4 separate regions of the Mus musculus genome follow, and regions 1, 2 and 4 are each linked to region 3. The links are chromatin loops, found by intact Hi-C in ENCODE. Cell type or tissue: heart. All regions are shown on one strand. Region 1 overlaps Gm20619 (predicted gene 20619). Region 2 has its middle 16 kb from the start of Gm20618. Region 3 holds the start of Dlx6 (distal-less homeobox 6). Region 4 has its middle 74 kb from the start of Gm52888.

Region 1 (8,000 bases), 570 kb before region 3:
ACACACTACAGTCCTGGCTACTGAGTATAGTTACACACTACAGTCCTGGCTACTGAGTATAGTTACACACTACAGTCCTGGCTACTGAGTATCTTTACACAGTACAGTCCTGGCTACTGAGTATGGTTACACAGTACAGTCCTGGCTACTGAGTATGGTTACACACTACAGTCCTAGCTACTGAGTATGGTTACACACTACAGTCCTGGCTACTGAGTATGGTTACACACTACAGTCCTGGCTACTGAGTATGGTTACACACTACAGTCCTGGCTACTGAATATGGTTACACACTACAGTCCTGGCTACTGAGTATGGTTACACACTACAGTCCTGGCTACTGAGTATGGTTACACACTACAGTCCTGGCTACTGAGTATAGTTACACACTACAGTCCTGGCTACTGAGTATGGTTACACACTACAGTCCTAGCTACTGAGTATGGTTACACACTACAGTCCTGGCTACTGAGTATGGTTACATACTACAGTCCTGGCTACTGAGTATGGTTACACACTACAGTCCTGGCTACTGAGTATAGTTACACACTACAGTCCTGGCTACTGAATATGGTTACACAGTACAGTCCTGGCTACTGAGTATGGTTACACACTACGGTCCTAGCTACTGAGTATGGTTACACACTACAGTCCTGGCTACTGAATATGGTTACACACTACAGTCCTGGCTACTGAGTATGGTTACACACTACAGTCCTGGCTACTGAATATGGTTACACACTACAGTCCTAGCTACTGAGTATGGTTATACACTACAGTCCTGGCTACTGAGTATGGTTGCACACACACTCAGAATTGCGGTTAACATTTTGGCATGTTTCCATAAAAGTTCCTTCTCTATGTACATTTTCTTATAGTTCTTATCAAGCATCATGTTTTTGAAAACAGAGCATTCATTTAAAGATGGGCTTGTAGTTTATGTAACTATATAGATTCTGAAATGTGTATCATGAACACACACACATGCAACTTACTGTGTGAAGACATAGCCTTTTATAGCTCTCAGTTTTTATACTTTATTCCAAATCCATGAAAGCAACACTCATTTCGTTGTTAATGGACATTCAGATTTCAATCGTTTTTCTGGGTACTCATTTTTATAAGCAGCAACATATTGAATATCTCTGAACATGAATCTAGTCTGTAAAGTTGGACATCTCAGACTGGCTGTGTAGACACTTCCCTTTTATGGTTTGTTTGTTTATTTGAGACAGGGTGTCTCTGTGTAACAGCCCTGGATGTTCTGGAACTCTCTCTGTGAAGTTCTTCCTTTCTCAGGCTCTACAATCCTCACACTCACAGAGATCTGCTTGCCCCTGTCTTCCAAGTGCTTGAATTAAAGGCATGTGTCACCACTACTCGGCTACACTTAAAGTTTTAATATTAGTTTAATCTGTATTAGGTAAAACAAAAAAAATCTCAGCGGTTTTAGTTTCTTCTAGAAAACAAAGCAGTAGCAGGCCCTGTGCTTTAAAATGCAAGGTCTTTGTTGATGAGGCTTCAGACTGGATGCTCTTAAGAGAATAATTTCGAGCTAAAGAAAAATAGTTACTTGGTCCTGCAATTTGATGGAGTACTACTTCTAGATGGAGTAGTAGCTAAGGCTCATGGCTATTTTTATTAATAACTTAATTTTATTTATATATTCATTTACTTATATTTTTCTATGTCTATTTATTTATTTTTTTTGGAGACAGGATCTTGCTATGTAGTCCAGGCTGCCTTGGAATTCATTATGCAGCCAGGCTAACATTAAATTTTCAATACTCCCACCTCAGCCTATTGGAAAACTATAAATATGTTATTCACATTAATAGAATTGTTCTCTTTCTTCTTCCATTTTAAGTTTTCAATACACTTATGTAACATTTATTTTTAAATAGTGATAAGACACAGACAAATGTAGAAGAGAATTGATGTAGTCGTAAAATGGCTAACCCTGAAGCAATTATGCCACAGCCTAATTTTAATTTACCATTGGCCCAAGAAGAACTTGCTCTGCAGGGTGAAGTTAAGCTCTTCAGGAGCGTCTCTTTGATTTGGCTCAGCCAGCTAAGGAAGAGGTCCTGTTACCTTCTGAGGTAGGAGTTGATCTGCTGTGCTGCACAGCGCTGGCCTGTCATTCCTGGTGACAGCACTGAGAGGGGCCCTTTGATCTCCAGAAAGTTAAAGCCGCAGACAGGAGTCACTACAGATGAGAGAATTCCTATCCTCTGGGACAGCCGGTGTAGCCCATAAGGAAAACTAGTCCTGGCCCAGGCAGGAGCAGAACCCTCACCAAGCCATTCTCCACAGAATAAAAAGAATGGAGGACAAGGACAACTGTTTCTCATTTCTTAAAAAATCTGCTGTCACACAAACTTTATATGCCCCAGAACAGGGGAACGCCAGGGCCAAAAAAGGGGAGTGGGCAGGTAGGGGAGTGGGGGTGGGTGGGTATGGGGGACTTTTGGTATAGCATTGGAAATGTAAATGAGCTAAATACCTAATAAATAATGGAAAGAAAAAAAAATCTGCTGTCATTTCCTTAAGATTCCACATCCCTCCCCAAGCTAGAAACACAAACCACGGCCTTCCCATCCAGCTTGACTGTGTGATTCTTTTAATAAAGGAAGTTGGCACAGGCATTAATTGATAACCACCCACAAACTTTCAAATCACCCACCATTCTCTGCGGAAGAAATAGAAGAGATAAGAGATAGAACCCTCGGAGCTGCTTCGTGACTCTGAGGTGTTGGACCGCTGTGTTGTAGTCACATGTTTAATGAAAAGCTGAAGAGACCATGGCTCACTGGCAACAACCCATCAATGCAATGTTCTGTTGTTTATGATGGAGAAATGAGTTTGAATGGAAGCAGAACTGGTTGCTCTAGCACTATTGTGTGGGCTGTCCTAGCAATTGTTGCTCCCTGTCTCCACTCCACCTCTTACCCTCTGCCTGCACCAGAGCACAGCTTTACCCTGCATCCAGAGAGCATAAATTACAGCCACAGGTCTTGTGCTGCTGGGATAAGAGCCCACTTTCCCGAGCTACATGCTCAGCTTCTGGTAAATCTTTTTCCTGATTAGTATATTTCAACTACTAAGATAAGGCTAAGAAAGAGCCCATAAACCCAGTTTACCTAGAATGAAAAAAATATTGAGACGCAGGCTTACTGTGTAGTCATGGCTAGCCTAGAACCTGTGAGCTCCCAGCTGCGTTTTCCCAAAGGCTGAATTACAGGTGTGTACCACCATGCCCAGCCTCTAGGGCAGATTTTTCATTGTCTTTAAATTTATTTATTTTAAGTTGAATATACAAGGTATTGGACCCCCGTTACAGCATTTTCCTACAAAGTGCGTTTTAGTATATATTCTGTCTACTATGCAGCCTCCCAATGCCCTGCCTCTCTGTTCCCTCAGCCTCAAGTCTGAGACAGTCATGCACTGAGGTTAGCTAGACTTGAACTGCATAAGAGGATTAATGGTCCTAGAAACTGTTGCCAAACTTAGAATCCAAGGCTGCACTTGCTTCATCTGAGCATCAGGACACCCCAGGTAGTTAGCCTCTGTCACCCTTTATATCCTCTGTTAACAATGAATACATGTGGAGAGGATTTTTATTTTCCTCCAATATACACAGAGAGCTATTTTTTCTTCTTAAAATTATTTTCTTTTTTTCTCATGATATCTGTGGTCTACTCAATTTTAAAGACTAGACTATACATTTTATCCATCCATCCATCCATCCATCCATCCATCCATCCATCCATCCATTGGTAATAAGTGTTTATGTGTATATATGATCTGTATGTGTGTTTATAATGCATGTACCTGTACATGTGAGTGAGTGAGTGTGAGCGCATCTGGAAGTTCGAGGACAATATTTAGCATTGGTTCCCACCTTTCACGGTGTTTGTGGCACGCTCTCTTTTTTTGTTGTTTGCTGCTGTGCATGCCGGTCTAGTTGCCCTGTGAATTTCTGAGGAGTCTCCTGTCTCTGCTTCCCACCTCACCACAGGAGCACTAGCATTACGAATGTGCAGTGCCAAGCTGTTGACTTTGATGGGGGGGGGGGGGGGGGGACGACGGACGGACGGACAGCGACACATTTTTTTTTTTTTTTTTATCGATTTGGAAAGCACTAAAAGATTTTGGTATTAGAATCGTTCTTTGCCTTTTGCTGTTGTTGTTTGTTTGTTTGTTTTGACACGGTCTTGAGACATACCTCAGGCTGGCCCGTAACTCACAATACTTTGGCTTCGGTCTTGGTCTTCTATGGGCTGGAATAACAGGCATGCACAAGTACTCTTGCCTGGCTGGAATCGTTCTTGAATAGCAATTCTTAGGTTTCAAGGATTTGAGAAAAAAAAAAATCCAGTATGAAATTAATATATAGCCTGGTTCTTTTACGCAGCCTAACACCCTGCTTACCTTTGAGTGGAGAACAGAGAACCTGGGGGAGAAGAAATAGGAATCCAAAGGAAGTCGCTAAAGGATAGGAAAAAGGTTTCAGCCTAGACCCAGTTTTAGAAGCCCAACCAGTTACCGTGAGTTCGGTCTCACTTAGCCTCAGCAGCTTATACACAGGGCTTGGTGCCGAGCAAATGAGTAAAAGGGGTGAACGTGTAGGTGGGTGGCAAGGTGGGAAGGTGTTCAATAAACGCTGATGGGGGCAGCTTCAAAAAACTGACAGTGGACTCATTGATGACGGCGTTTGGGGTGTATGGGGAGTACTTCTTTTTATAAAAAGCAACCCTTGTAGCCTGCACTTCAGGAAACAGTGGCCAATGGCTGTCGTTTCTCACCAAGTGTTCTGTATTTGGAAAGGGTCGGTCCTCCAAGGCTTTCTTCCTGCTCCTTGGTCCAATGTCAGCCATCTTATCCTCACTGCCATGGTCTGGAATGTAGCCAGTGAGCTAAGGATTTGTCCAGTAGACGGCGCTGTTGTACTCTAGCCTTGCCCACCTGGTAAGAAGGTCCGTCCTCTCCGTGGTTCATCTTAGGTTTTCATAAGGACTTCAGATATTTGGGTAAGAGGTTGTTTTTTATTTTGTTTTTGTTTTATGTTTTTTGTTTTGTTTGTTTGTTTTTTTGCAATTGGGCTCACCTCTCATGTCTTTTCATAGCAGCATAGTAAAAAAAGAAAATACAACGCAACATTCACATTTTCCAGTTCTAGAATCCAAACAACCTTTGGATGGGATCCTGGCACCTCTGGCTGAATGAAGCAGCCAGTGTGTGGGGTGTGTGTGTGTGTGTGTGTGTGTGTATACACACGTGCTTGCTCGCGCACAATGATGGTCACGCATCTCCGACATGTAACTGCCATCCTGTTTTGGTTGAGGGCCCCCAGTCACACACTTGGTGGGAGGCTTGGGCCGCATAGGTTGGGTCTTTTCCTAGTGAGCACAGGAACACGCGCACCATTGTGGAGTAAGGTGTAGGAGGCAGGATGGCTCAGGCACAGCTGTTCCCAGATGCCCACTACCAAAGGGTCTACAGGACAGCACCGGTTTTGACCTCAGAGGGACGGAGGAAGATGCCACTCTGGCCTGGGGTCAGATTGTGTGTGGGGACAGGGAAAGGAATGTAGACTTTGGCAGAGCGAAGAGAGGAAACAAGGGCACCTAGCAAAGGCCACTGCCAGGCAGCAGTTTAGGAAGCTGCCGGATGACAGCTACCTGGGAGGTCTTTTTCATAAAACTTATGAAAGTAAAGTGCAACTGGAAACTACAGAAAATGCACAGACCGATGCGGGAAGAGCCTCATCTTCAGTTGAGAGTTGATTAGGGATGGAAATGTGCCAGTGTGAGTCTCGGATTTTCCCAGCTTCCAGTTCTGACCGATTATAGAATGTCATGCTACTACTGGGTCTTCTTCATTACTATAAAAACAGGACATTATCCCTGTCCCCCTTCCCTCACTGGGTTGCTGTGACAGTCACACACAACTGGGAAAGTTTGTCAGTTGCAAAGTTCCAAAAAGGGTGTGAAGCCCTGCACTTGCTAGTGACAGGGCTTCTCTCCTCAAAGCGCTTCCATGCCCCAGCGCAGAACTCAGAAATGTTACATACAGTACTCACTAAAACAAACAGACAGACAAATCAACAGTGAAACTAATGACACGTGCTTGTCATCACTGACAAACTTCTCAGCAGAGTGATATCAGGTTGCGGTGAATAACCACAGCTCACATTCCCTGTCTTCTCCTCTTTCTATACATAGTGTAATGCCCTTCCCTCAGAAACGGCAATGTTAAGCTCTTCCATTGCTGTTGCTTTTGAGTTGACTCATACAATCAGATCCAACCCAGAAAGAAAGAAAGAAAGAAAGAAAGAAAGAAAGAAAGAAAGAAAGAAAGAACAAAACAAACAAACAAACAAACAAACAAACCCCGACTGGTTTGTGACCTCAGGAGTTTGAGGAAGCAAGCCTCCTCTAGGATATAATTACACCACAGATAGAACAAGATAAAAACGAAGTGTTTGTATAATCCAGAGTGATGGTATGGGATGTTGTGGTGCATGTCAGACTGATTTCTATACAAATGAGAGAGAAAGGAGTTTAAAAAAAATTAGCTGTAATATGAGACAAGACTTTGAGGAGTGAAGGGAAAAATCCCTTCTCTGACAGAAATATCCTAAGAACAGAGCAAGAAAACAGAAAACAAGTGGCCCTCCAAGTCCTTCAGAACCCAACCAGCTACCTTTAAGTTCATCTGGAAACAAATACACACAAACACACAACTAAAGTCAACCTAGGAATCTTGCTTTGCTAATACTTTTTCTGTGTCCACCCTACTACGAGGAATACAGAGTTAGAGAAGGGGGCTGCTGAAGCAAAGGAAAGTGCCAATGAATCAGAGTCCAGGACTGGAGGGCACAGGCTAGAGTATGTCTGTCTGGATTGGTTTGGGCCCCCTCCCCCATAAGGCCAGCTGCTGCTGTCTCCGGCAGCTCTGTTTTGCTGATCTGTTTTATGAGCCATACAAAAGAAATGGCCACAAAAATTGGGGCACAGGGAATTCTGACATGGAAACTTGAGGCTCTATTAAACAAAGAGATGAACATCCATGTTTGACTGTCGTTTCAAATGTCTGTGGTTAGGGGAAGAGTTAGAGCTACAGGAGCACTCAGTAGCACGGTGAGATAGTTGGCAGTCATTTAAATGAGCAGAGAATATTTGCCACACCATGACCGAGAGAGGTAGAGTTCCAAAGGTATGTTGTCAGAAGGCCAGCTTGGAAATGGAGGCAGAAAGGATGTGTGGATCATGGTCATGGCTTGTAGATATATCTTCATAAATACTTTGATTTTTTTTTCCTAGCTAAAATCTAGTTGTTCTGGATGCCACTTTGATCTCCAGACGAAAAGGATAAATAAATAAATAAATAAATAAATAAATAAATTTCAGTTCGATTAATTTTCCTTCCTTCCTTCCTTCCTTCCTTCCTTCCTTCCTTCCTTCCTTCCTTCCTTCCTTCCTTCCTTCCTTCCTTCCTTCCTTCTTCCCTTTTGCTCTTTTATGTTCTAGAAGCTATGGAAGCTCTCATCTCATGCTCTGCAGCGTTTTTCTTGGGGGAAGTCCCAGGTGCTTCTGCTTCTTAAATATATTGTAGTTAATTATTTCCCTCAAATAAGACCTGGAATAAGATATTGAAAGGTATAGATGTAAGCAGTGGGGCAAGACAGCCTATGATAGCCTTTCATTTATGTTTGGCTCATAAAATCAGTTTACATTCAGAGCTGACACTCTAAAAGACAGGAAGAAACTGGTGGGAGAGGCTTTTAATATGACTGACCCTCATCATGATCCAGAGCAACCTTTAGGCAGGGTCTAGCCTGATGTCACACTGGACTAGCCCTCATCATGATCCAGAGCAACCCTTAGGCAGGGTCTAGCCTCATGTCACACTGGACTGGCTCTCATCATGATCCAGAGCAACCTTTAGGCAGGGTCTAGCCTGATGTCACACTGGAATGGCCCTCATTATGATCC
Region 2 (8,000 bases), 160 kb before region 3:
CCAACCACATCAGGAACCTTTTCGGTAGGGTTGTTTATGGAATATTCTGTTTAGACAAGGGCCAGCCATCTGTAAATGTTCTTAAACTAAGTTATCATAGACTACTTTGCTTTGTCATTTCAGTCACCAAGCTTAAAGAAGCAGGGAGTCTCCTAAGCTAAAATAGATAGATAGATAGATAGATAGATAGATAGATAGATAGATAGATAGATAGATAGACGGTTGCTTATACTTTGTAATTCCTTTAGCTTATGATTGTTTGTGCTCCCATAAAGTTTTGGCTTCTCTCTCTCTCTCTCTCTCTCTCTCTCTCTCTCTCTCTCTCTCTCTCTCTCTCTCTCTCTCTTCCCCCCACCCCACCCCGGTCTCCCAAAATCCTCACAAGAAACTAACATCTGGAGTCAATTGACTACATTTCAAGCAGCCTCCATTGCAATATGCAATAACTGTCCACCTCCGTGTGTACTGTGTGACTGATAAGGCGATGTCTTGTTCTCCACCCCTACATTTCTCTCTCATCTCCTCTTCTTTTCTCTGCTAGTAAAATATTTAGTATGGATAGAAGTCTTCATCTATAAAGCGTCTCATCTTATGTCCAGGATTACCTAAAATTGTCAGTGCTCTCCAACAATCCAGCTTCCCTGTGATGTAAACGGACTTGTCTTGAACACTGTCATCCACGCATAAAAAAGAAACAAGACAAAACAAAATAAGCTCTATTCACACGTGCTCCTCATTTGGTTCTTCTCACTTTATTTATTTATTTTTTTATTGGTACCTCCTCTCTTCAGTCCTATCTATCTACCCACCTGGTACCTCCTCTTTTCAGTCCTATCTACCCACCTGTGCAGGGCATCACAAACTCTGCTTGCGTTTGCAAATCATGAGGCCTGTAGCTTCTTCTGTCCTCTCAGGTCCCCATTGAGCTGTATTTGTTTCCATGGCTTGCTTGCCTTTGTGAACTCTCTTAAGACTTCTAAACCATGCAGATTGCTGTAGGCCCTGAAAGGTGATACAGGGTACTCAAAGACGGTAAAATAAGAAGTTTGGCCTGTCAACGTTTTCAGAATATCTGATCATCTGGGCTTCCTAATATCTGCAGCCAGATGCTTCTAATCATAGACTTGAGGATGGTTTGCCAACATGATTATATCCTAAATTTCAGTACTAGTTGTGAAACAATGTACCTATAACAAATTACTCCTGTTGATGCTTTCTGCATTGGATGCTAGTCCATTTGAGAATTTAAACTCAGATATATCATCCCATTAGTATTGCTGACATTTATTCCCACCCCCAAACCTTCCATTTCATTTATATGTGAATTTAACACAGGTGCAGACTCTGGCTTAACATGAGGGAGCAATTTTCTGATTCATTCCTTTAAGACCCTGAGGGAAACAGAGAACAAGATGCACCAAGGTAATGCCGCATTGTTAAAAATTAGCTTGTTTTTCTGCTAAGGCAAGAATATACGTTCAGTGTTTAGACATGGGAACCAGGCCTCAGAGACAGCTCCCATCTTCATCACAATGGGGAAGCATTTTTAGAACTCAGGTTGAAACAGGGCTTATAAAGAACATAGATTTAAAAGATGGTTGGTTTTTTCATGTCTTCTTCTGTTGTTCTTTCAATTCTATTAAAAAAAAAAAAAGGATGTAACAGCGATGTAACAGCTAAAGGAGAGTGGTCACATCTCCTCCCCATGTATACTACTCTACAAAAGGCTTTCTTTTTCTTAGATGAGATAGCATGCTATAACACAGTTTTTATAATAATGTATAAAAATGATTCGGCTTTTATTAGTGTAGAGTATGGTGGGCCTTCTAGCAGAACAATGCATCTGTTTAGTACCTAAATAAATAAATAAAAATAGAACGAAGCAGGAGGCTAATTAGCATATTTCTTACATCACCAATGGAAATTTGTTATTTGCCCTGAGGATCCACATTGCCCGTTCTGCTCAACACTGTTAAATATGACAAGGTCGGTAACCCTGTTTTTGTAAGAATGAATTCTAACAAACTGGGACTTCACACACATTGTCATTGTTGAGCAGGGTCAGCTGAATTAACGGAGAGCATTATGCATGTACGGTGCCAAGAGGACCCCATCAGCAGCCACATCGAATGTGAGCCACATTAGCATATGGAGTAGAGCAACAGATGTCCTGGCTGTGAGCAAGTCAGACTAACACAAAGATTCAGCATTCGGAGTTGAACCCTTGGAAGGCTTTGAGTAACGGTTCCAGACTATTGAGTCTGGGAGGCCACAGTTCTAACCTCATCTTTGCCAAGCCTTTACTGAAGGTCGATTTCCACAGCAATAGGATGACAAGGCTGGCCAGGTGACATCAAATGCCTCCTGATGCTCGAAAGCTGAGATCCTAAAGCAATCGACAGAACACTGTCAGCATGAACGTCAGTGACAACTGATTTTAACGCGGTGTTTTCTCCTCAGGATCTATTTTTACTCCTTTTACTTAACAAAGAGGAGAGAGGTGAAGATAGAAAAATTTCAACAAGTCTGGTTACCTAAAGTGCCCTGTGTTCAGAAACGTACAAGTCTGTAGACACTGAACCCAGGGGTGACTGGCAGGCATCCCTCAGTCTTCCAATCACCAGTGCTATCACTGAGTCTATTTAGCATATCCTGAGAAAGTCTGTGTCAAATTCCATGGGAGCTTATGGCTCCTTTCACAAGTCCAATAAATAAACATTGTTACATTCATTTTTTTTGGATACAGAAATAAAATCATCCCAATTAAGATGATGTTAGGATAACAAAACCCTGATCAGCAATGGAGGTTTTTAATATTTATTTTGTTTAAAAATATTATTTATTTTCTGTCATCAAACAGAAGCAAGTCATAAACTTGACATACGATTAAGACCATTATGAGATAGAACTTTACTATTGCCTAGAAAAAAGAAAACTCACGATTCTATAAATGTAAAAAAAAAATAGAAGAGAAGAGAAGAGAAGAGAAGAGAAGAGAAGAGAAGAGAAGAGAAGAGAAGAGAAAAGTCTTCTGGTGGAATGAGGAAAAGCAAAGATAAGTGAAAACTATTTAATGGGAGAGTGCTATAAAGTATTGGGGATTGGCATGTAGATAAACAAAAATAGAGGAAGGAGGATTGCTTTTAAATCCACTTTAGTGTAAATAGACTTCTAGACAATTTATTTTTAATGCAAATTGTTCTAGTTTGATAGGACAAATTTCCTTTACATATTGTATTGCCTAAACTATGTCCTCTTATCTTTAATTTTCTGTATTGAATCGTAAATGTTTATAATGGGTCTTTTAAATGTCTGATACAGTGTGATTATTCTAAGGCAAAATATTTCTCAGATGAGCAACATTATTTTAAATAAATACCTTTAAGGTGAGCACAGTTGTTAGAGCCTCTGGAAATTCGCAACATCTAGAGATGTGTCTCTTCCCTGCGGGTGCTGTTCGAGGGAATTTTTGCCTGCTGATGCAAACGTTAGTAAGCAATGCACTTGTTTAGTTAAGACTTTTAGCCTTGACCTCCAGCTTTAAACCCGTGTCCTTTATTAATCACATGTTTCCTGAATCAAAGAGAATATTTTTGGAGCAGGAAAATTGTTCTGGGACTGAAGGCGTGTTATATACCAAACAGACATGCCCAGATGACAAATAACCCCTGCATGATAGCTGGGGTTCATCCAGCTGGTCGGCCTCATACGTGTGATTGATGGTGTTGATGTTCTAAATAGGCCTAAGATGTGCCAAGTATAAGAGCCATAACAAAGCCCTTCAGATTTATACTGCAGATAGGAGGAGGAAGCGAGAAGGCATGTTCCCAGCACACGCAATTCTAAAAATGGTGTCATGATTATAAGTAACCTTACAGGGTTTGTCTGGTTTCTCTCGAAGTTAAACAAAAACTATTTGCTGGTCAGGAATGGATAGGGTCACATGGGGTCTGTCTGAACTTTATGATTACTAAAATATTTCTCTGTAACTGGACACCTGCTGAAGCTAGAATAATATTGGAAGCCAAGGAAGGGTCCCCACACTGGCTTTTTCTTTGCCTTTTGTTGCTTCTTAAATTATACAAAAGGTTATTTTCTTACAAAAAAAAAAGGTAATATTGTGGCAATGTATTGAAACCATTGAAGTAAAAGAATCCTTTAAAATGATTTAACTTCAATTGTACTCTCTTTCTATTTAAGGTGATGTGGGCTTAATTATGGAAATTCACAAAACTCCTGCTTTAAAGGTATTTATAAGGAAATCTTTAAGACCAACAATACAAGAAAAAGCTAAAAACGCATGTTTGATCTCTTCAACCATAGTAGTTAATATTCACAGGGGTTTTTTTTTTTTTTCTGCTAATTTGTGTGAGTTCATCTCTTTATGTGCATCTGCAGCTCCCCGTGTGACCTTTCATAGCACTTAGAGGGTAGATCCTGGTAAACTGACCCCGGAGCCTCATCTTCTCCACAACATTCATTGCACTGAAGTGGTTTCAGTTTGAAGTATTAAGAAATGGTTCTGGGAAAGTTGTCCCTGGAGTTGCTGCGAGCGTGTTGTTCAGGACACGTTCCAAGCATACACTTCAGGGAACTTCATTTTAGTCTTAGTAGCTGAATGCATTACACTTATTTTATGCAGCCACACCCACTGTGACACTCCTGGGGCAGTGGAAGCGATGACATCTTTGTCTTCACATGGACTGCCAAAGAGCATGAAACTTAATTCGACACCCATAGTTCCCACAAGACATAGCCCAATGCTGCCTGCTTGGCTGCTGGCTCTTTTTTTCCCCCTTTCTAATCTCCTCCTCCTCTTTCTCGTCCTCCTTCTTTTTTTCTTCCTGTTTCTTACTAAACTTTAGTCTGGCTGTAACTACCTTTGTGATCCTCAAGTTGTCCGAGAACAACCGAAAACCATTCATTAAAATTTTAGTTTCTTATAAAAACACACTTTCCCCCTGTCACCATTTTGCATATTTCAGGGGACTATTAATAAGAACACTAATACAATTTGAATATTGCTGAATGAACATGAATACTACAATGACTTAATGTGATGAAATGTTTAAGAACAGAATTGTTGGGTCAGAAATATGGCTTTGCCTACATGTAAAGATGCTTTCTGGGCCTGCCTGGTGGTCTGAGTTCAATCCCCAGAAACCAGAGGGATATGGAAAGAGAAAACTGACTTCACAAACTTGTTCTATGACCTCTGCATGTACCGTGTTGTACACGCACCCCCACACACATATAATGATATACATGTATGCATGCACACATTAATAGTAATTAATTAGTAGTAATAAATAGTAACAAGTATTAATTAATATATTAATAATTAATAAAACTCTTTTAGAAGAAATGTCAACTAATCAGATCATATGAGGACCATTAATACCATTGGTAGCACTAGATATTACTTTCCAATGGAGGGTGGACTTAATATTCAGGGAAGCTAGTTGTGTTCTGTGTTAGCTATTATAATATTCAGGGTGTATGAATGTTTGTAACTACCTAGAAGCCTAAAAGTGATGAAGAATGAAGAACAGCACACCATGGTGCTATCATTATATTTTGATAAATTATATTAACTGTTTACTATAACATCAGCAAAAACATTAATTGGATTGTGTAAGTCCCCGCAGTTTGTGATGAGATTAAAAGTCAATTAGGTTTGGAGGGCTCACCCAGTTCTGAAGAATACTTGGAGAATGCTCATGGAATCACTTAACTTGCCAGGGTCAACTTTAATACAGTTTTGTTATTGTTTCTTTTTTTTTTTTTCCATTTTTTATTAGGTATTTAGCTCATTTACATTTCCAATGCTATACCAAAAGTCCCCCTTACCCACCCACCCCCACTCCCCTACCCACCCACTCCCCCCCTTTGGCCCTGGCGTTCCCCTGTACCGGGGCACACAAAGTCTGCGTGTCCAATGGGCCTCTCTTTCCAGTGATGGCCGACTAGGCCATCTTTTGATACATATGCAGCTAGAGTCAAGAGCTCAGGGGTACTGGTTAGTTCATAATGTTGTTCCACCTATAGGGTTGAAGATCCCTTTAGCTCCTTGGGTACTTTCTCTAGCTCCTCCATTGGAAGCCCTGTGATCCATCCATTAGCTGACTGTGAGCATCCACTTCTGTGTTTGCTAGGCCCCGGCATAGTCTCACAAGAGACAGCTACATCTGGGTCCTTTCAGTAAAATCTTGCTAGTGTATGCAATGGTGTCAGCATTTGGAAGCTGATTATGGGGTGGATCCCTGGATATGGCAGTCTCTACATGGTCCATCCTTTCATCTCAGCTCCATACTTTGTTTCTGTAACTCCTTCCATGGGTGTTTTGTTCCCACTTCTAAGGAGGGGCATAGTGTCCACACTTCAGTCTTCATTTTTCTTGAGTTTCATGTGTTTAGGAAATTGTATCTTATATCGTGGGTATCCTAGGTTTTGGGCTAGTATCCACTTATCAGTGAGTACATATTGTGTGAGTTCTTTGTGATTGTGTTACCTCACTCAGGATGATGCTCTCCAGGTCCATCCATTTGGCTAGGAATTTCATAAATTCATTCTTTTTAATAGCTGAGTAGTACTCCATTGTGTAGATGTACCACATTTTCTGTATCCATTCCTCTGTTGAGGGGCATCTGGGTTCTTTCCAGTTTCTGGCTATTATAAATAAGGCTGCTATGAACATAGTGGAGCATGTGTCCTTCTTACCAGTTGGGGCTTCTTCTGGATATATGCCCAGGAGAGGTATTGCTGGATCCTCCGGTAGTACTATGTCCAATTTTCTGAGGAACCGCCAGACTGATTTCCAGAGTGGTTGTACAAGCCTGCAATCCCACCAACAATGGAGGAGTGTTCCTCTTTCTCCACATCCTCGCCAGCATCTGCTGTCACCTGAATTTTTGATCTTAGCCATTCTCACTGGTGTGAGGTGGAATCTCAGGGTTGTTTTGATTTGCATTTCCCTGATGATTAAGGATGTTGAACATTTTTTCAGGTGCTTCTCTGCCATTCGGTATTCCTCAGGTGAGAATTCTTTGTTCAGTTCTGAGCCCCATTTTTTAAGGGGGTTATTTGATTTTCTGAGGTCCACCTTCTTGAGTTCTTTATATATGTTGGATATTAGTCCCCTATCTGATTTAGGATAGGTAAAGATCCTTTCCCAGTCTGTTGGTGGTCTTTTTGTCTTATAGACAGTGTCTTTTGCCTTGCAGAAACTTTGGAGTTTCATTAGGTCCCATTTGTCAATTCTCGATCTTACAGCACAAGCCATTGCTGTTCTGTTCAGGAATTTTTCCCCTGTGCCCATATCTTCAAGGCTTTTCCCCACTTTCTCCTCTATAAGTTTCAGTGTCTCTGGTTTTATGTGAAGTTCCTTGATCCACTTAGATTTGACCTTAGTACAAGGAGATAAGTATGGATCGATTCGCATTCTTCTACATGATAACAACCAGTTGTGCCAGCACCAATTGTTGAAAATGCTGTCTTTCTTCCACTGGATGGTTTTGGCTCCCTTGTCGAAGATCAAGTGACCATAGGTGTGTGGGTTCATTTCTGGGTCTTCAATTCTATTCCATTGGTCCACTTGTCTGTCTCTATACCAGTACCATGCAGTTTTTATCACAATTGCTCTGTAGTAAAGCTTTAGGTCAGGCATGGTGATTCCACCAGAGGTTCTTTTATCCTTGAGAAGAGTTTTTGCTATCCTCGGTTTTTTGTTATTCCAGATGAATTTGCAAATTGCTCCTTCTAATTCGTTGAAGAATTGAGTTGGAATTTTAATGGGGATTGCATTGAATCTGTAGATTGCTTTTGGCAAGATAGCCATTTTTACAATGTTGGTCCTGTCAATCCATGAGCATGGGAGATCTTTCCATCTTCTGAGATCTTCTTTAATTTCTTTCTTCAGGGACTTGAAGTTTTTATCATACAGATCTTTCACTTCCTTCGTTAGAGTCACACCGAGATATTTTATATTATTTGTGGCTATT
Region 3 (8,000 bases):
AGAGAGAGAGAGAGAATGAATTCACCTTAAATGAGGAAAGAACTAGCAGGAATTTTTCCACCAATGTCTCCCATTGAGAAGGGGATTCTTAATGTGGCTATGTAAATCAACACCGAGTTATTTCTTTGAATTCAAAGGCCATTTATCCAGGTCTAATTTCTTTAGAATTAACGTGATAACTGAGCCCAACTTAGCAACCAAACCCAGCCAAATCCTGGACGGCTTGAATTTACTGCCACAGCCCCCACCAACACTGCAAACCTTCCCGGGAGATCCAGGCATTCTCAGCCCTACGCTTGTCTGCAAACATCCTCCAGAACCAAACTGGGACGAATCTCAGACCCAATGGACCCGCTCCTACACACCTATTCTGGCAAGATAGAAGCAGGGGTGTTCAGAAGTCAGTGTGTTAGTCCTACTTATCATGGCCAGTAGTCCACAACATCTCAACACCTTAACACCTTAGAAAAATAAAATGCAATTTAGGCCTCCAATCCCGCTTCCTAAAACTTCAATGGATATCATTCTTATCTTACAGTAACAGGCCCTTTAAAAAAACGGCTTAGGCCTCCAGGTTTCTAAGTTTACTTGTAATTTGAATGATAAAGGCTTCAGTGGCCTTTCTAGCCCACCTTCCCCTCCCACTGGCAAGAGTTGGCGTAGGTTCCCCAGAGAGCGAAACAAAGAGGAAGGAGCCTGGACTGCGCGGGAGGCGCCGGCCCGAGAGCCCCTGAGGTGTGCGTCTTTTTTTTTTTTTTTTCTGCAAAGCTCTGAAAAGCCCGAAATTTGGTAACCGAAGAGCTGGTAGCAGGTTGCACTACAGTAAAGTAGGGGTGCCTTCTTTAACATAAAATTAACATAAATGCTCCAGACACCAGGCGACGGGCTAGGAACGGAACTGCCCAACTTCAGTTTGTGCACAGCTCCGCGCGAAGAACACTGCACTTTTGCTGGGGGCAGAGGCCACATTGTGGCAAGCACTAGCTGCCCACCTTTGGGCCACGCTAGTCTTCCGCCGTCTGTTTCCTGGGAAGTGGGACGGTTATTCCTAGGCTTCTATCCCGAACAAGAACACCGAAACCGCTGTCCAGCCGAGTGAGGCCCCCTTGCTCACTACTTTGTTTCCCAAAGCCCAGCTTGGGTCACCCAGCAAATTTCAACAAAACCTACACAATGCACAGCTACCCTCTAGCTGCACAGTGCACCCCCAGGAACGGAGAGACACATAAACGGACAATCCCAGCCATCGCGGCTTCTTCACACTTTAAACAAACACGGGGAAATCCCTTTGCAAACAGACACTGCTGCGCGCCTTGAATCTGGCGCTTGGTGGTGAGAGGACATTTCCCGGCCCCACCACCGTCATCCAGATGCTATCAGAGTTAGTGGGCAAAGCAGTGCACCTGCGAACATTACGGCAGAGACACAGAAAAGCAAACGAGAGAAACGCCTCCATCGTGTTAACAGCAAGCTGCAGGGTATAGAGCAATAAAACTGCCATGTCTATCTGCTGGCTTTGAGGACATTACGAGCTGGGCTCGCAGCCCGGGTGCACCGCCGGGGGAGAGGGTGCTTCTCTTTCCCTGACTTCCCCTTCAGCACCCCACCACTACCTTACCCAGCCTATCTTTCATTTTCCCAGAAGATGTTGTTGTTTTAATTCACTGCCGATATGTAAACGCACGGATCGCGTTACAGGTTCGCGTGTTAAACTGCACCTCTTGTTAAAAGGGAAGGAACAAGGGAGCCACTTAAAAATGAATTCAGAGTTACTGAACCGGCACCCGGGACTCGAGAAGTTAAGCGTGGCGGGCTGGGTAATGGAAGAGAGCGCCAATGTAGCTGCGGGCGAAACTCTGGAGAAAACCGGCTGGCCACGAGCCTCCGAAGGAAAGAAAGGAAAAAAGAAAAGGCAAACTGGCCTGAGGGTACCAGGAGACCCCGGGCCGCTAGCTGGGGAAATCAATTAACATAAGCTGCAGTCAGTAACTCCTGCGCCACGGGAAATTGTGAGGCTCTGTCTACTATCACCCTTTCCCGGAGTTCTAGTGGCAAACAGCACCACAAATCTCATTCTAGGATTCCTGGGGCTGTGTAGCTTATGGGCTACAGACAACATACGGTGCAAAAACGATCCAGTAGTTTTCCCAAGAAGACAGACTAGTTCCTCCGCAACCTCCAGACACACCACCACACAAGGTTGCTACCCCACACATTTCCTCTTGTGGCCAAAAGCTCACAGTTTGTTCCCTGTACCCACTGAAAGCAGGCACCGAGCCCAGGGGGGTAGGATGGGGTCCTCAGATTTCTCCCACCCAGTCTCTATCATCTGGCCCCGCAAGCTCCTAGAGCTTACCTGCCGCCCCAGGACGCGACCCGGTGCGGACCTGCTTGTCCCTCCCCAAGCCTAGAGTTGGATCCGGTTCTCCTACCTGGTGGCTGGGCCTGAACGTGGCCGCCTGAGCTCCGCTGTCCCTGCTCCGCAGCTTGGACCAAGTGAGTCTGGAGACCCGAGGGAGAGAGGCTAGATCCGTAGCACTGAGCTGCTCCAAACTTAATGTCTTTCCCCAGTCCATCTTTGAAACAGAAGTGGTTCTACCACCTGGATGTGCGGATATAAACCCCCTTGCAAATAATAAATGGATTAATAATAACAAGGTATGAAGTTCTTTTTATAGAAAAAAAGGAGAGAATTGAAACTAAATGCGGCAGTTAGACAACCATTTTGATAAGAGGATAATTGAAGCGACACTGGTGTATAATTAGAGGATAATTTATGCTATATCCACTTTTATTCCACCTCCCAAAATAAACCCAGTCCATAATCATTACAGGCAAATTGTTCTGAATTTTATAGCAGCAATTTGAACAAAGTACTGCAGTTAATCATGGGAGATTTTTGTGTATTCCTGATTAGAACTCTAATTGCCTCCTTCCAGAAAGTAAAAATAACTGTAAAACGACTCTATTTTTATCATTAACAATGTTGACAATAAAATAAAATCAATTGGAATTGTAATCGAGAGACAAATTTAGGACGAAGGCACTTTTACTTGGGTAGTTTATATTGTAATCAAGATTTGCCAAACCACTAACCGCATGTATCATTTGCATATATTTGAAAGCATTACAGTAGCTTCTGTTTTCAATAGGAAGAAAATGCATTCCTGTCAGCCCTCCAACGACTCTCGCTTTCAGAGCAGGCTGCTGCGTTCTGGGGGTAGTTGGTATTCCTCCTCTGTTGAGGGGGGGGGGGTCAATATATAGGAACTAGGGCCGAAAACAACAGGAATCTCAACAGAGCAGGGTCTGATTTTTCTTTCTTTACTATCCCCGACCCTTGCCATGAGTTGGAGCCCAGATATAGAGGTTTTTCTTCCATCAATGGCATTAATAAAGTACTTCTGGAAAAACCCACAGTGCAAAAGTGCTCCCTTGGGAGTAGAGTTGGGGTCCTGAGGGAGGGGGAAAGTCAAGTGAAGGGGGGGGGATCTGGTTTTAAATGCTAGGGCCACTGCTTCTGAACACAGGCAACCTGAAAGGGTGCAAATGAATTGAAAGCGATCAGCCTCCAGCCAGGCTATTCCGAGTCTCCAAGCCTGGAAACAAGGGCTTGGAGCAGGGTTGGAGCTTCGACAGGATGCGTCTGCAGCCTACCGGGCGCCTCCCTCCACCGCTGCTCCCCTTTAGCTCCGGGCGGCCCCAGGTTGCACCTCTGGGCTGAGCTTGTAGTTAGTTGCTTAAGGTAGGCGAAGAACTCCACAAGCAGCGCACACGCCAGTAGAAGCGGTGCGCCTGTGACGTCAGGGGGCGACTGACCAATAGGAAGGCGCTGCCCTTTGGAGACAAACCATTCGACTCGTGGCGTCTGCATCAAGTCTGAAAGCAGACGCGCAACTTTCGCAGAATCCACCTTAAAATCTCTGCTTTAAACTGCACCAGCCCCCAAAAATCCAAGGGGGGAAAAGCAAGGGGGGGGAGAAGAGAGCAGATTCCCCCTCCCCCCTCTCCTCTCCCATCCCTCCCCCTTCCTCCTCCCTTTGGGTTAACAAGGCCCTGCTCACTATATCTCTTTATATTAAATATATATATGTATATATTAGAGAAGAGTGAGGAAGAGAACCACCTCTGCCCCCTCCTTTAAATTTTTTTTTATTTTTTATTTTTTTTATTTTTTTGCAAGGATCCCGGGAGCTAAGGTGGCTGCAAAGGGGAGAGCGGTGCGAGCCAAGTGGGGGAGGGTGAAAGAAACCCGGGAGAAGGCTTTCTCCAGCCCCCAAAGTTTTGATGATGACCATGACTACGATGGCTGACGGCTTGGAAGGCCAGGACTCGTCCAAATCCGCCTTCATGGAGTTCGGGCAGCAGCAACAGCAGCAGCAGCAACAACAGCAGCAGCAACAGCAGCAGCAGCAGCAGCAACAGCAGCCGCCGCCGCCGCCACCGCCGCCGCCGCCGCAGCCGCACTCGCAGCAGACCTCCCCGGCCATGGCAGGCGCACATTACCCTCTGCACTGCTTGCACTCGGCCGCGGCGGCGGCGGCGGCGGCCGGCTCCCACCATCACCACCACCAGCACCACCACCACGGCTCGCCCTACGCGTCGAGCGGAGGCAACTCCTACAACCACCGATCGCTCGCCGCCTACCCCTACATGAGCCACTCGCAGCACAGCCCTTACCTCCAGTCCTACCACAACAGCAGCGCGGCCGCCCAGACGCGCGGGGACGACACAGGTGAGAGGCCGCTTAGGCAGCTAGCTTCGCCCGCCTCCCCACTGCCTCCGACCCCTCCCGCCCCGCTCACTTCCTCCACGCCGGGGCCTCCGCCGGCCCCCTCCTGCGGGCGGCCCCGTGCGCCCCCAGTCGGGCCCCGTGGGCTCCCGATCGCCTGGCGCCTGCCTGCCGGCCTCTCCCTGCCCGGCCCCTTCCCGCCGCCGTGGACCCCCGGCTGGCTCACCCCGAGGCCCGCTGGCTCCTCCGCCTCCTGCTTGTGGTTCCCATTGAGCCTCCAGGCTGTGCCCTAGCCTGGCTCTACGGTCCCCACTGCGCCCTCCAGCCCACCAGGTCTGTGTGCCCTCTACCTTGTCCCTTCCCTCTCTGCTGGGACCCGCATTTATCAGAACTGGAGACAATTCTGGGCCAGGACTGAAGGGCTAGTTAAGGCTTCCCATCTCAACGCTGGGAGAGCGGTGGCCTACTTTGCCTGGGGCACTTGGTGCCCCTTGGTGACTTGGAACGAAGCTGTTGCAGCCGATAGATACTAGTGACATTGGGTTTTGTCTTTTGTTTTTGTTTTGCTTTTAAAATCTTCCCTCGTGGGCTTTGAGGTGTCCCCCCCACGTCCCCAGACCTGGCTCCCTCTCTCTGGGTTTTCAGTAGTACTTTGGCTGCTCCTTTGTTCTTGGAAGTGAAGCAGAGGGCCTGGGGTTGATAGCTCTCCGTTGTCCAGAGAGTCTCAGCCTGCTCTGGAGCTGCTCTGAGCTCCTGGTTGTGTTCTGTGTCTGGGCTTTGATACACGCGAGCAGAATCATTTCAAACATACAGAAGGGACTTAAAGCACTAAGCTTGCAGCTGGGTGACACAAAACTAACTGGTCACATAAACAACCGGGTGGTTCTGGTATAGCTTTAGGCGTTGGGAAAAGCCAGGCCAAGAAACCGCTCTCGGGCCCAGAGAAGAGAAGCCTTACAGCGCCACGGACTTCGGAAAGCGGCCTGCGCTGTCTCCGCTGTTGCGGAGCGTCTCTTTTATGCCCCGGGCTTCCTAGATTCGATCCACTATCATAATGCATTGTTAGTGTTGGAGACACGGTCGGAGGGAAGCTTTCACAGCCTCTGGGGGCACGTGCCCACAGTGGTATAGCGGGGATATTACGAGGAACTCTTTTTAAACTTGGGAGAAACTCCTTGCCAGCCTTGTCACATGAAGGGAGAAGGCAGTAGTGGCCTCGCGGGTGACCACTCCTCTGTGTCATTTGCTTACAGATCAACAAAAAACGACAGTGATCGAAAACGGGGAAATCAGGTTCAACGGAAAGGGGAAAAAGATTCGGAAGCCTCGGACCATTTATTCCAGCCTGCAGCTCCAGGCTTTAAACCATCGCTTTCAGCAGACTCAATACCTGGCCCTTCCCGAGAGAGCCGAACTGGCTGCTTCCTTAGGACTGACACAAACACAGGTAATTCCCGGGAAGCCCAAGTACCCCTGAAATGCTGGCCCTGCTTGATAACCGTGCAGAGAGCATACCAGGAGGAATTCTTGGCCTAGTCAACCAAGGATGGAAGGAGCTAAATGACAAATGCCCGTGCTCCAGTTGTGCACTTTCCTGGGATCACACAGTTTGGAACAAATGACATGGTATTGAATACTGAATTGGATTTGCATATACACCAACCCTCTGCGACCCCAGCTGAGCCTAGGATCTTTTGGTGAACAAATTCAATCAAATCTTATTCCAGAGCAGAATAACACGAAGTAGAACAAGTGTGTGTGTGTGTATGTGTGTGTGTGTGTGTGTAGTATCCAGCTAAGAAGCAAAATAAGGCCTTTCTTAAGGACCCTTTAGTGACCCTTAGGAATTAATATTAATTTCAACTCATTGTCATAGGAAGGAAACTTATGAGCTGAGACCAGGAGCAAAAGTTAGACTCTAGCAGCTTAATAAAGACATCCATGTGTAAGCCATTCACTCCGGGATGGGTAAGACAGGACTTTCTGAAGATTGCATTAAGCTCTGTAGTTGAATCATTCTGGTACCAAATAGTGCAGGCTGAGGTACCTCCCTGGAGCACAGAACTTGACAGAATTGAGAAACAAAGAGAATGTTCCCCAAATCACGGCCTGGGACACCACAGATAATAAACAGTCCTGCTGACCTGAAAAGTATACTGGACATTTCAGATTTCACAGAAAGGGGCCCATAGGTGAGTATATCAGCCTGCACTCAAAAGCCAGCAGTCAAGAGAACTGCACGGGATGCTAAGGCCTCTTCTGATGGGCATCATCTTCATCCAGCAAGGGTCTAATAAGACAGTAGCCAAGACCTTACAGAATGGTGTCTTCAGGCCGCGTCCCTGAACTCTTCTCACTTACCCTGGTTTCTACTGCATGTTGCCACTGAAAATGTATGAGGTTTGCTATGAAAGGGCTCTAGATGCTCCGTGACTCGTATTCTTGGGAAAATAGATTCTGGAATTGTAAAGGTAATGCTACATTGTAGGTTTCCTTTCATCTAGAGATTTGGGTTGTTGACTTAAATAAGCTGCCAACTTAGATTCCTGATTCTGTAGTTGTCAGAAGCCTTTTGACTTTTAGTAGCTACCCCAACAATCATGTGATGATTGATGACTTCTGTTTGCTTAAGCAACATAGGAGGTAGATAGTGGGGGTTGATGCATTTCTTAATCCTTGCAGGACTGGAGAAAGAGATCCCAGGCATATGCCATGGTGTGTGCACGATGTGCATAAGTATGTTCAAGGTATTTTGCTATGAACATACAACCTTTAATCAATTCATAATCGTTTACTACTTGATATGCATAGCATAATAAATGTGGGGGGTTGGTGAATATAAAAAATGGAATAGACCAAAGGAGGTAAATTTAGTTGTACAATTGTGAGCCAAACTCTATTTCACTTAAAAGTCCTTTGTAAAATTTTGGGTCCACTGATCTCATTTTATTTCTTTCTAATTTTATGCTGTTACTTTAAAAACCCCAGGCTATAGGATTAAATCCAGGAATCACAATAAGACATCTAGTAGGCCTAGAGTGAAGGGATGGAGATGGTTTGAAAGAGGGGAATGAGGGGGAAGGGAAGGGGCTTCTTGGAATGGTAATGGTTGTTTTGTTTGCTTGTTTGTTTGTATATTGCTTCTTAAGTCTGGGGTGACACTGAAGGCACCAGTATGATGTTTATCTGGCCTGACAATTACTACATGTCTTGCAGGTGAAGATATGGTTTCAGAATAAGCGCTCTAAGTTTAAGAAATTGCTGAAGC
Region 4 (8,000 bases), 400 kb before region 3:
GGTTAGAACAAGGAGAGTTCCTACCCTTGCTTCTCCACACAGCAAAGCCTTTGACCTCCAGAAAAGGCTCTGTCTAGTGGGCTGCAGGAGTCCCCACTGCGTTAAAGAAGGCTTAGATAGCATTGCTCCAAGGGGCCCCTCTCCTCTTCAAATAGTCACTTCCTGGCTCCATCCCTGATCTACTGAGGTTGACTGGGAGTGTGACCTTGAGAGATGTGGTTTTACCAATTTTTCTTGTTTGTTATTTGTTTTTGTTTCACCCAAAAGAAGAAAGGAATTGAGACTAGTATCTAGAAGAATAGTTTATGTAAATTAATACATTCTAAGCATCAGATTATGAATGCTGGTTAACACTGTCCTTAAATATATACATGACAACTCTAACTCGAAATAATGTGGAAGGTCTGGGCTTCACCCCCACCTCTTACTCGCTTCTTTGTCTTTTCTAATTACAACTGTGAAGGAGTAATCCCAACTCCAGAAAATTCTTGAAATACATAAGTATACATTCTGGAAAAATTCACTTGACCACATGATATTTCTTATGCTCACCTGGAACTAATTTTTCTATGTGGACCTATTACCGAAGCACAGGGAGAGAACTCACAGATCTCACCATATGGAGATAGATCTGCCTCTTGTTGCTATAGCAGGCTGGAGAGTAAATCTCAGAAATAGATTATTGTCTTTTGAAAATGGGGTTTTAACATAAGCATCTAAATTTTAGGCTACAATTTTATTGAGTCTAAAGAAATTGATTGTCAAAGTCATATTTTCTTTTTTCACATTAAAATATTTGATATTTAAATTAGTTAGAAAAATGAATATATATGTATATATATATTTTTTTTCTAACTACCCAAAGACAAATGTTGTCAATACCTTGGTACATAGATATTCATGTATATATAAAAAAGTAAAGATTATTTTTAAAGCAAAACTGGGATTTTTGCCACTTCAATTGCTTTGTATTCTTCCATTCAAAAAATATTATTAATTTTCCAAGTAATAAATCTACTTCAGCAAACATTTAAAGGTGCTGCATTCTTCTATTGTGTGATATTAAATAAGGTTTTACTGTCCCACTTTTGATCATTTATTTCCAATTTCCACTATCAATGAGATGATGTTGTCAAAAAGAATTTTCTCAATGGATAATCTCTCTCTCTCTCTCTCTCTCTCTCTCTCTCTCTCTGTGTGTGTGTGTGTGAGAGAGAGAGAGAGAGAGAGACAGACAGACAGACAGAGACCTGGGATTAGAAGCTGGCTGTAAGAATGAGACTGGATGCAGTTCAGTTGTAAAGTGCTTGCTTTGGCATGATGACTCCTACAGCCAATCCCAGTACAACGCACAAATAGTTTGTACATAGCTTGTGAGTGCTTAGAGCAGACAGAGAAGGAGATAGTCTAAGAACTTTTCCTTCTCTTTCCTCATGTCCCGAGCACCCTTTTCATTGTGTATGCTTGGAGGATTCTGGGAGTATGACAATCCAACATCATCAGCAATAAATAAGTATCTCTATCTGTTTATCTATCTATCTATCTATCTATCTATCTATCTAGGAGCCCCCTGTTTTTAGATTTCCATTTACTAAGCTAGGAGGCTCACTCCTATCAATGTGTCACACTGAATAGGGGATGCATAGAGGGTCTCATGCCTTGGGATTGTCTCTCGGAAGCTCACAAAGTTTTAAAAACTAATTTTAATAGGGTTTAGGCTTCATGGTTTCTTAGATGACTACTTACCAAACCAGTGGAATGTTTTGGGGGGGGGTGCGGGGGGAGGGTAGTTTTCAAATGCATGCTAGCAAGGAGATTCAAATTTGGAAAGCTATTTTGAAAGTCTTCAATGGGAACTAGCGGGATGGCTCAGTAGCCAAGTCTGGCTGTCTACAACCCACCCTTATGCTGGAAGGTGAGAGTCCATTCTTAGCCGTCCTCTGACTCTACAGCCCAAATACAGTGGCCAAAGGACATCATGGGAACTGCTTTGTTCACTCTCTCCTTTGTGGGTCCTGAGGATCCCGGATCTGCTTGTCAAGCAAACGCTTCCATCCAGTGAAATCACATGTTAGAAAGTTGAAATGTTTCACTAAAATAAATATGACTTTACCTTCACTGTCCTGATTTAAACATTCGTGATGGGTATCATTTTTAATATGAATGTAATACATCTATGAATGTATTAAAAACTAAAAGAAATTTCAGAAAAGAGAATGGGATATGAAATTAAATGCAGCATGCATGTATGAAGTCAGCAGAAAACGAATTCAGAGAAGCAGTACACACACAGACCATTTGCAAAGTAAAGCAAAAGCAGAAATAGATAGGAAAGTCCTTCCCAGTGATGGCATCTATCACCAATCACAAATTGTGCTTAGTGCCTGTGTTCCGGGTCAAGCTGTATTTAAGATCAGACACTGCCACACACCCTGAAATATTCTAGTTCATATACAGAGAAATTTAATAAAAACTTTCCCAAATGTAAAAGGGAAGATTTCTAAAAATTTACCTGACATTACTAATAACATTTTCTGATGCCAAAAGAAACTTAAAGTAATAAAAACTGTCATATTTCAGTCAAGGTTGTTTAAAAAAAAAAAACTAGATCCCCCCGTCTGAAAAAAATATTAAATCATTGTCACATGAAGAAGCAATCAAAGATGTGTGACTCTTATCCATAAAATACCACAAATAATTGAAAAAATGAGTTAAGTGAATAAGTCTTAAATTTTAATTTTGTTTATTCTCTCTCTCTCTCTCTCTCTCTCTCTCTCTCTCTGTGTGTGTGTGTGTGTGTGTGTGTGTGTGTGTGCTTGTGAGAATGTCCACACCACACCCGAACATGGAGTCCATGGGACAGCTTTGGAAGTGCTTGGGTCTCTCCTTCCTTTCTTCTGCATTCTTTAGATCCACTGTGATTAGCAGGCTTACCCAGCAATCATTTTCACCCACGGAGTCATCCCACCACCTCAGGAATTGATTTTTAAAAGTCATGTTCTTCTTTCTTAGGTCTTGTGATTATTATAGATTGGTCAGCTTTTAAAAAGTCACTTCTCATTGCAAAAATTTATTTGTAGTAACGCTAAAATTTATTTTTCTTTCCTTTCCTTTTCTCTTCTCTTCTCTTCTCTTCTCTTCTCTTCTCTTCTCTTCTCTTCTCTTCTTTCTCTCTCTTTCTTTCTCTCTTTCTTTCTCTCTTTCTTTCTCCTTTTCTTTCTCCTTTTCTTTCTCCCTTTCTTTCTCCCTTTCTTTCTCCCTCTTTCTCCCTTTCTTTCTCTCTTTCTTTTTCTCTTTCTTTCTCTCTTTCTCTCTCTCTTTCTCTCTCTCTTTCTCTCTCTCTTTCTCTCTCTCTTTCTCTCTCTCTTTCTCTCTTTCTCTCTCTCTCTCTCTTTCTTTCTTTCTTTCTTTCTTTCTTTCTTTCTTTCTTTCTGTTAAAAAAAGGCTTATCCTATCTTGTGTGAGGTTCAGGCCTTGTGTAACCTGTAATCCAGCCCGAGTTCTCCAAACCTATCAAATTCAGTTGCATCAACATCCATTCACACCAGGAAAGTGTTTGCTGCCCCCAGAAGACATGTGCAGTCTTATTGAGGAACTAGGAAGGGGAAAGCATTGCAGGGATGCAGGGGCTTTGCAGGGAAGCCCTTCACTGGGCAGGAGGACTTGGAAAACTCTCCGTAACAGGGTAAAGTAACTTTCTCACACAGCAGGTTAGGTCCTTAAGTGCTGCTTAAATGAATCAGGAAGGTAGCAGATGAAGGATGGATTGTTAGGAACTGCTTGCTGTAAAACCCAAAGAGCAGTAGTTGATCTGATAACTTGAGGATTCTTAATAGCTGAACACAAATAAACCACTTGTAAATGCCCCTGGGCTGGCTTGCTGCACAGCTCTTTTCACATGGCAGTAATATATGGCCAGTAATTACCATAATGAGCCAGCAGAAGGCATCTATTTGTTAGCTGGGAAGAGCTCTGCATCTGGCTTTTAGGTGTGAAGCAGGGAGAGGCAATTGACAAGGCCCATTTGAATATACATTTCCTCTGGGCAGCTACTTATTTGAACAGCTGCTATGAGGCCACACAGCAGCACTGAGAGTCAGTCGAGTCAGGAGGCCCTGTGCATCTTGATTTCGATTTTTTTACTTTGAAGTACAGGACCAGCCTATTTTCTCCCCGGGTAATAATTTCTCCAAATTAAAAGTGGTTACCCGACTTCAAACCTGTGACAAGTCTATTGTGTTGACCTCTACAGCTGGGAGAAGGTGGAGGTTGCCAGGGAAATGGCTTCGGAGTGAAATGCACAACAACACTCGGGAGTCACATGCCAAACTGTTTGGTTTTAGATTAAGTTTCATAGGAAAATGATCCAGAGCGCTCTCTCCCTCTCTCTTATTTTTTGTCTTTGTCAAAACAAAGACTATAACACAAAGGCAACATTTGGAGCCATCTGTTGAAAATACAAAAATATTTTCATCAAAATAACAAATTGGTGGTTTGTTGTGTCAGCTTGTACATTTAATAACTCTGATGGCAAGCACTCCCCAGATATTACATAGAGGACATTTGGCCACCTGGAGAAAAGGAAGGCATCTAGTTACATAAGAAATTAGCTTTCAAATGACAGGAGCTGCTGGAGCAGGGGAGCCTGGAGTGTCTGGAGGGTAAAGTAGCTCAGGAGGCGGCAGGAGGGGAGCCCCTGAATCTCTGCAGGTCTACAGGAAGGGAGCAAAACCGAGTGCCCTCTCTTACCTTCACACAGATGGCCACCATGCCACGTCCTCCAGTGCCTCTATTAGGGGAAGCTATCTGAAATGCTGCATATAGTTTTGAGTGATCAGAAATCTATGTGAAAGAAGGCCTTGGAAACACCCAGGAGCTTAAAACAAAGGTCACCAGTATTTCTTATTGACCTAAAGTTTACCTGAGATAAAGAGATTTCCATGGAGCTGGGAAGAGGGTATCAGAGGCTTGCCTTGACATTCATGGATCACTGAGCAGTTCCAAATGCCGCTAAGCAGATTACCAGGAGGTTGTGTTTTCTGAAGTTTCCAGATCTCCCCTTTTACGCAGGGGTCACTTAGGCATTTGAGATATCAGCAAGAAACAAGATAACTGAGACTACAAAGAAAATACGAGTCAGGAGTGAAGAGGTTGTAGAGACTCAATGGATTCATCAGGTTGCAGCTGTCTTTTGAACTGCTGCACTTTATTTTATTTTATTTGGGGTTAACTTTGAAGTGTAAAATAAATCATACACACGCACATGCACTTGTGCACACACAAGCATGCGCGCACACACACACACACACACACACACACACACACACATCTCATAGTGAAAGGATCTAACAGTATAAAATTGTATATATGAAAATGTCTCCTCAACTCTGTGTGCAATTAACCCAGTTAGCTCCTGTCCACTAATTCAAAATAATTACTCACTAATTTTTCACATGTTTTTCCTGAAAATTTCCTTGAAGATATAAGTAAATCTAGGAGACAAAACCATGAAGACTGTTCTCATGTAGGGAGGAAAATAAACCCAGTTCTGATCTGAATGACATTTAAAGAAATAAGGTGGACATCACAAACACCTCACAGAATATCAGTAACTGAAGACAAAACCCTAATAAGAACAAATCATTTCTATCTCAAATCACATATTTAAGTAAGTAAACACATATATATTATTCCTGCCTATTTTTGTAAATGCCAATATATTAGTTCATTTTATTGTCCCACTTGTCATGTGATGACCTATCTTTGACTTTACCACATCATGTGATTTCTACATTCTACATTCGTTCCTGCAGTTGCATAATTTCTCATTATTTGAATAGATTAGAGGTTATTGAATTCAAACTACAGCATCTTCCAAACCTGACTTAAAAAACATTTTTCAAAAAAGGAAACGGTGTCACAAACTGTGTTTTTATTTGCATTAGAGTCTGAATGGAGCTTCCATTTGTCTATATGACCTTAATTGCTAAGACTCTGAAAAGTACAATGAAATCCTTGGAAACAGTATCTGGATTTATGAGTTAGGCTAAAACTCCTGGAATGGTGTTACCTACACTACTGAAAATCTTGAAGATATGATTTGTTAGGGCTTTGTCTTCAGTTACTGGTATTCTCTGAGGTGTTCGTGATGCCACCTTATTTCTTTAAATGTCACATAAATATTCAGAGTTAGCATTTCCCCTCTCCCTACATGAGAACAGCTGCCCTCCATGGCTTTGTCCCCTAGACCACAGATCTAGAGTTCCTTGAAGGCTTGGCTACCTCTGATCCTACTTTTACATTTAATTAAGGTAATCCTTCCATCTCCATCCTCCTCCAGACCCCTTTCTCCTTTCTTTCCGAGCCCTTACCCATGTTCCACCTGAAGCTGGAGATCAGATTGCAGTTTTGGTCCTAAGCTCATTAAAGAAGAATGCATCTGGCATTTCTCTGGGAGGAAAATGGGCTTTCAAGTTCTAATTGGAAAGATCTGAGGAGAGAAAGACTCCAGCATCATTTGCCCACTGAGTATGTATGTTCACTATGTGGAGGACATAGGGTCTATGATTTTTGGTTACGTTCATTGTTTGTCTATTAAATAAAAATTGATTAAAAGTAGTTAACTTCTATGTTGGCCTGGGGAAATAATTGTGTAGGTATATTCAGCTTCTTACCAAGATCAGTATAATGTTTTTCTTTAATAAAATGTTAATAAAGTATATAATGACACTGGAGGGTTAGAGGGTTAAAAAAGAAATTCAGTAAAGGGTCAGAGCAGGAGAAAAACAGGAAAACAGGAAATATCAGGGAGGTGGGGGGGGAGGAAGGGGGAGGGAGGAAGGGAGGGAAGAAGGAAGGGAGGGAGAGAGGGGAGAAAGGAGAAAGAGGAGAAGGAAGGGAAGGAGTCTCTTAGAACTGAGGTAGGTGCCTCACTGCCTGTAAGGATGGGCAGTTTAGTACATCACAGAGCTAGGGGCTAAAACATATCATTTGCTTGGCTCAAAGGAAAAAGCTGATGAATAGTATTCCTTTGTTGTTTGTCCTAAGCAGAGGTCTGAGTGACTAAAGCCATTTCAGCACAGTTATTGAAGGGAGAGTGGACCAGCAGCAATTAAACAAGACATCAAATAATAAAAAAAGAGTAAAAAAAAAAAAAGAAAAGAAAGAAAAGAAAAGAAAGAAAAGAAAAGTGCTACGTTAGCATATTTCCCTAAATCTATGGTGTCCTCTGACATTATTCTTCTTCCCATCCCTATGTCTATCTGCTGGTCACCTTACACTCAAGGACACTTGACAAATATTTCCTCATGATACTGACTGACAGCAGGTGATAAGCAGGTTGTATTATCCCAACACTTGCTTTTGCACATGACATTAAAATGTCACTGGTAGAATTATTTTAAGTAGCAAGTTATCTTTCTAAAAATACTTTCTTTCCTAAGCCTGTTTTAAAAACGGCCCATTTTCTGCTCCCACATGTGGAGAGAGAGAGAGGGAGGGACAGAGACAGAGAGACAGAGACACAGACACAGACAAAGACAGACAGAGACACAGACAGAGAGAGAGAGAAAGAGGGAGACAGAGAGAAAGAGAGAGAGGAAGAGAGAGAGAAAGAGAGAGACAGAGAGAGAGAGAGAGAGAGAGAGAGAATGAGAGGACAAGTAGGTCCTCTCCTTGCCCTTCTGACCCCACACACCCCTGGGTCAAAGCTCTGGCCTGCCTTGACAGAGGTATCTGCCAGAAAGCAGGATCCAGATCCCTGGCTCTGCATGTGTTTATTTGCACCTGGTGAGAGTGGGCTTCCACTAAAGTGTTGAACCAAACACGCAGATCCCTTCAGAAATAACCAGAAAAGGATTTATTTCCTATTATGTTCCTAAGAGCATCTTAGCTAATCTAAACATCAACTATTCAATGGCGATTACTTGGGAATTTCCAGGTCACATAGCAACAGAAGTGTCTGCTGCTACTGGATTTATTTAGACAAAAGCCAGAAACCA

What was found. A loop is a pair of places that touch in the nucleus more often than their neighbours do. Peaks named below come from ENCODE experiments on the same cell type or tissue, not always from the same donor. Only the 100,000 strongest peaks of a DNase experiment are listed, where the experiment ranks them.
Region 1: it touches region 3 in a loop (2.2-fold over the local background); 2 of 42 quality-filtered maps call a loop at or near these places.
Region 2: it touches region 3 in a loop (2.7-fold over the local background); 2 of 42 quality-filtered maps call a loop at or near these places.
Region 4: a loop joins it to region 3, with 1.8 times the contacts of the local background. A loop is called at or near these places in 3 of 42 quality-filtered maps.

What each region holds. Positions count from the first base shown.
Region 1 is chr6:6,285,082-6,293,081 of GRCm38, forward strand. All of the region lies in intron 1 of Gm20619 (predicted gene 20619), which reads left to right. Among named protein-coding and RNA genes, the nearest start is that of Gm34749, 34 kb to the right of the region's middle. In heart, a CTCF peak has its summit at 4,939 (motif pointing right); a DNase peak (open chromatin) is centred at 4,930.
Region 2 is chr6:6,694,111-6,702,110 of GRCm38, forward strand. No RefSeq gene overlaps it. Among named protein-coding and RNA genes, the nearest start is that of Gm20618, 16 kb to the left of the region's middle. In heart, no CTCF peak of the experiment used is centred here; a DNase peak (open chromatin) is centred at 3,701.
Region 3 is chr6:6,859,093-6,867,092 of GRCm38, forward strand. It overlaps Dlx6 (distal-less homeobox 6), which reads left to right and starts at 4,242. Exons shown (of 4, transcript NM_010057.2): 1 at 4,242-4,735; 2 at 5,986-6,179; 3 at 7,949-8,000. The coding sequence starts at 4,288. All of the region lies in intron 1 of Dlx6os1 (distal-less homeobox 6, opposite strand 1), which reads right to left. It overlaps Dlx6os2 (distal-less homeobox 6, opposite strand 2), which reads right to left and starts at 6,058. Exons shown (of 1, transcript NR_002839.2): 1 at 4,705-6,058. In heart, no CTCF peak of the experiment used is centred here; a DNase peak (open chromatin) is centred at 3,699; H3K4me3 peaks cover 3,777 bases; H3K27ac peaks cover 848 bases; H3K27me3 peaks cover 5,329 bases.
Region 4 is chr6:6,460,010-6,468,009 of GRCm38, forward strand. No RefSeq gene overlaps it. Among named protein-coding and RNA genes, the nearest start is that of Gm52888, 74 kb to the left of the region's middle. In heart, a CTCF peak has its summit at 3,926 (motif pointing right); no DNase peak of the experiment used is centred here; H3K27ac peaks cover 599 bases.